2 separate regions of the Homo sapiens genome follow, and region 1 is linked to region 2. A link is an interaction called in ENCODE POLR2A ChIA-PET data of the cell type or tissue named here. Cell type or tissue: GM12878. All regions are shown on one strand. Region 1 overlaps DICER1 (dicer 1, ribonuclease III). Region 2 overlaps CLMN (calmin).

Region 1 (2,500 bases), 160 kb after region 2:
GAAAAGGCTTGAAAAGGCAGCTGGGGTGAAGCTGTATCGTGGAAGGCCTTGAATGCTGGGCTAAGGAGTTTGCACGTGTTTTGAATGTTGTAGGCACTGTTGAAGGAATTTAGAGCAAGGAACTATTAATGTTAATAAAGTGGTAGTTTAAAATGATTAATCTGGTAGCAGAATGTAGTGTGAGTTGAAAAGCATATCCAAACCAACAGCAGAAGCAGAGAATGGGATAGAACTAGAGTTCTGGTAGAGAGGAAGGGGCTGAGGTGAGTGAGAATTTCAGAAGAAATAATTTTAGCTAACAATTTAAAAGTGCTTACTCTGCACTACTCTAAAAGATAACCGTATACGCACACACACGTACACACACCCACATATATACACATATATGCATATAAACCTAATTTAATTTTTATAATTCTGAGAGGTAGAAACTTTTATTTTCCCCATTTTATAGGTGAGAATAGGCTGGAGAAGTTAGCTTGCCCAAGGTCACTTGGCAAGTAAGTGGCAGAGCTTGGGTCGAATCCAGACAGCCTGGCTTTGGAGACCTTCCCCTTCCCCATCACACTAACTGCTCCGGATAGAACCATCACACCAGGCAGCACACCAAGCATTTCCCAAGTGCTCACTCATTCACTCTTCTCTAAGCCTCTGGGAAAGAGACAACACATCCCTGTTTTGCAGATGAGGGGACTCACACTTAGAGAGTCGAATGGGCTCCTGTCAGGTCACCTAACTGTTCATCTGGGAGAGTCAGGAGTGTGTCCAAGGCCTCCCAGGATGATCTTGAGGTGGACTGGAGGCGCAGTCATAACAACCACGTAAACTGGCAACTTGGGGGCAGTGGCAGTAGCAGGGAGGTAGGGAGAAATGTGGGAAGTCCATGTTAGAGTTGAGATTTTAGACCTCATGGAATATGAAGTGGAAATGTTCAGATAATTGAGGCTGTAGGATTCAGATACGGTTTTGTAGAGTAGTCGCCATACGGAAGCTCTGAGAATGGATGAGATTTCCAAGAGGTGGTTGCAGGAAGAAAGTATCAGAGGCTTGGACAAGTGTGGCATAGGCAATAGGATAGGATACTCTGTTAGACAAGACAGAGGTGACTTTCTATTACAAAACTCGTCCATTTGTCTGCTCAGAAACCTTCTACTCCTTATTTCTGCAGAAAGAATGATCACTCCCTCAGCCTGCTGTTCAGGCCCTTTCAGCCCTGATGCGTTTTGGATCCTAAGCAGGTGGAAGCCCCTTGCAGCTCATTGGACAGACTCCACGCTCAGACCCCCAGCCTTGGGGCCCTTGCTCTGTCCTTCCTTCTGCAGAGGGCTTGCCTCCATCTCTACCTGTCCAGAATTTTGCCCCATATTTGAGACCTTACGTAGCTCTTTCTTCATCCTGCCCACCATTTCTGTCAACTTGGAATGTGATTTCCCTCCCATGAGTCCACGTTGTACTTTATCCTCTTCTTGGCGCTTGTGATGCTTTGTTCTCTTAGCTTGGAAAGGGAAGCTAGCATTTATTTCAGCCTGCTACGTTTCAGGCAGAGAGGGAGAGTACTTTTGGCTATAGTGGTCACACGTACCCTCCTTTTCCCTGCTAGCCTGTGTGTCACGAGGACTGCCCCTCTGTCCTGCTGCCATCGTTCCCTCAGGGTTGCCCAATCGAGTGCCTCTCATATGGGGGGTGTCTATTAAACAATAGTTGAGTTACATGGGAAGAGGGCTAATGAAGTACTTAATAATAAGGAACCGAGCTTTATGAAAATGAAAATGGGATTGACAATTCTAGACCCTAGTTTCCAAGTACTAACTTGACAGAAATGCAATGATGTGAGAAATTAAGAAGGAGATAGAGGCATTAGGAAAAACAGACCGGAGTAGAGGGTAAGATAGTAAAGCTGTTCCATTAATGTGAATAAACAGAAACCTTTTGGTTCATTTTTTTTAAGTTGAATAAAAGTGTCTTGAAATGGCTGTAAAACAAAGGAATAATATTTGAGAGAGCATTACAGTTGAAATCCCGTTTGTGGCTTCGATTCTAGGAATATAACATTGTTTCAGTTTTGTTCGGTGCCAGTTTTCACTTTGCAGCTAGAGCTGATGGCATCCTCCCCCCATTTCATTGAAAATATTGTGACATCTTGACTTTTTCTATGGGTTCTTTTCTACTTTGGTAATTCCAGTTAGCAGTTTGCATTTTATATCATCAGGTTGTATTTTCAAGGCTTTGATATTGTCTGAAGTGTTTCTTCTCAGTCATTCATAAGGAGTATGCATAGTTATATACATTATTTTTTCTGCTCTGCATCTTATATTCAGAAATATTTACACCAAAAAAGCATAGAATATGTGGGAATTTAATATTCTTTTTATAACATGAATGGGTAGAAAAACTGTAGAGCCCTTATAATTAATTGATGACATATAATTAATTGATTAATTTTAAGAACATTTAACTGAGGATATGTTAATATGCCTTGAATGAATTCCAGCAGTGATCA
Region 2 (2,500 bases):
TGGCTATTCAGGGTCTTTTGTGAATTTTTAGAAATTTTAGAATTTTTTTATATTTCCATGAAGAAAGTCATTGGTATTTTGATAGGGATTGCACTGAGTCTGTAAATCACTTTGGGTGATCTTGACATTTTAATATATTAATTCTTCCAATCCATGAACATGGAATATCTTTCCATTGTTTTGTCTTCTTCAGTTTCTTTCATCAGTGTTTTATAGTTTTCCTTGTAGCCATCTTTCACTTGGCAAAATCTATACCTAGGTATTTTATATTTTTATAGCTATTGTAAATGGGATTGCTTTCTTGATTTCTTTTTCAGATTGTTTGCTTTCGTCATATAAATGCTACTGATTTTTGTATGTTGGTTTTGTATTCTACAACTTTACTGAATTTATCAGTTCTAACATTTTTTGGTGGAGTCTTTAGGTTTTTCTAAATGCAAGATTATGTTGTTTTATATTTAAAGACAAGGATAACTTGACTTCGTTTTCCATTTGGATGCCCTTCGTTTCTTTCTTTTGCCTAATTGCTCTAGCTAGGACTTCCAGTACTATGCTGAATAAAAGTAATGACAGTGGACATCCTTGTCTCGTTCCAGATCTTAGAGGAAAGACTTTCAATTCAGGGGAAGCATACTTTTAGATACGCATTTGTAAATTCCCAAATCAAAGGACTGTGGCACTACCTGCTTACTCCCACTCAAATCTAAAGCTGATGACCAGGTGGGGTGGTCCCATCCTCTGGCATCTTGTGCCTCGACGGTGGCTTCTCCAGTGGCCCGTGTGTGAGATGTCTGGTTTCATCAGGAGATGGCTGGTTGTTGCAGCTGCCAAGAGGATTGTGTTGTGGAGCTGTTGCTATAGAGAAAATCTGATTACATTCAAACTCAAGCTCATTAAATCAGAATTTTCTTCTTCCTCAAGGCTGGAGAATGTCACTAGGAGGCCCTTCCTCTTTCTGCCTTCTTCAGGAAGGTAAACGTTCAACAGGGCTCTGTCTGAGCATGAAAAGAATGCCTTGTTTCTTCTGATCCTAGCCAGCTGCTCGGAATATGACTCACCAGGAAGTGAAAGTGAGAAATTGATATGGTTGGGCAATTGCAAATACTCACAGATGGTCTGATTCACAGGTAGTGCCTTCTCCTCTTTGTAGCACGCACTGTGCCAGGAGTCATACCTATGCATATTAGTCAGGGGTCTCCAGAGAAACAGCCAAGAGGATGAGTCTACATACAGAGAAAGACACTTATTTTAGGGAATTGGTTTATGCAATTGTGGAGTTTGGCGAGATCAAAGTCAGTAAGGTAGGTCAGCAGGCTGGAGACGCAAGGAAAAGTTGCAGTTTAAGTCTGAAGGCACCTGCTGGCAGAATTCCTTCTTGCTCAGAGGAGGTCACGCTTTGTGTTAAGGCTTTAACTGATTAGATGGAGCCCACCCACATTTGATGGAGGGCCGTCTGCTTTTCTCAAAGTCAGCTGGGGATTTTTTTTTTTTTGATTCAGAGTCTCACTCTTTCACCCAGGCTGCAGTGCTGTGGCACAGTCTCGGCTCACTGCAACCTCTGCCTCCCAGGCTGAGACCCTCTCAGCCTCACCCTCCCAGAGCAGCTGGGACTACAGGCATGCACCACCATGCCTGGCTAATTTTTGTATTTTTTTTGTAGAGACAGGGTTTTGGCATGTGGTGGTCTCAAACTCATGGGCTCAAACAGTCCTCCTGCCTTGGCCTCTCAAAGTGCTAGGATTATAGACATGAGCCACTGCAACCACACCTGGCTAATTTTTTTTTTTTTTTTTGGTAGAGATGGAGAGTTATCATGAGATCTGACGGTGTTTTGGTAGATCCATGTTGCCCAGGCTGGTCTCAAACTCCTGGATTCAAGTGATCCTCCTGCCTTGCCCTCCCAAAGAGCTGGGATTATAGGTGTGAGCCACTGCGCCCAGCCTTCAAAGTGTGATTTAGATGTTAATCTTACCTAAAAAACGACTTCACAGAAACATCTAGAATAATGTTTGACCACATCTCTGGGTGCCATTGCCTGGTCACGTTGACACATAAAAGTAACCATCACACTGTGTTTATTCTAAACATGCTCATAGAAGTGGGGGCTTTCCTGTGAAGGGCATGGACCCTGGGAGGCCTGGATGTGAGTCTTTCCTCCTTCATTTTCTAGTAGTGTAACCTTAGCTTCTGCGCGCCTCTGTGGTCTTGTAAACACACTAGCCATTTATTGAGCCCTCTGTACTGAGCATGGTGGATTTGTGATTCTCCCTGAGCTTAAAGACTGAATGTTTTACGGGACTAACCCAGGGTTGTACAGCTGCTAAGTGGGGCCTCGAATCCAGTTCTGGCACTCCGAGGTCACAAGGCTGGCTGAGGATTTATTAAAATAAGATGCAGGGGTCCGGCACAGTGGCTCATGCCTATAATCTCAGCACTTTGGGAGGCCAAGGCAGGCAGATTGCTTGAGCCCAGGAGTTCCAGCCTGGGCAACATAGTGAAA

Evidence for each region. Peaks named below come from ENCODE experiments on the same cell type or tissue, not always from the same donor. Only the 100,000 strongest peaks of a DNase experiment are listed, where the experiment ranks them.
Region 1: POLR2A ChIA-PET joins it to region 2 with 5 read pairs; 2 of 35 experiments call an interaction of 5 or more read pairs at or near these places.

Annotation. Positions count from the first base shown.
Region 1 is chr14:95,099,971-95,102,470 of GRCh38, reverse strand. The region is part of intron 21 of DICER1 (dicer 1, ribonuclease III); the gene reads left to right. Among named protein-coding and RNA genes, the nearest start is that of MIR3173, 37 kb to the left of the region's middle. In GM12878, no CTCF peak of the experiment used is centred here; no DNase peak of the experiment used is centred here.
Region 2 is chr14:95,264,233-95,266,732 of GRCh38, reverse strand. The region is part of intron 1 of CLMN (calmin); the gene reads left to right. Among named protein-coding and RNA genes, the nearest start is that of CLMN, 54 kb to the left of the region's middle. RefSeq lists enhancers at 787-836, 1,077-1,126, 357-1,556 and a silencer at 1,277-1,336. In GM12878, no CTCF peak of the experiment used is centred here; a DNase peak (open chromatin) is centred at 1,072; H3K4me3 peaks cover 1,113 bases; H3K27ac peaks cover 1,992 bases.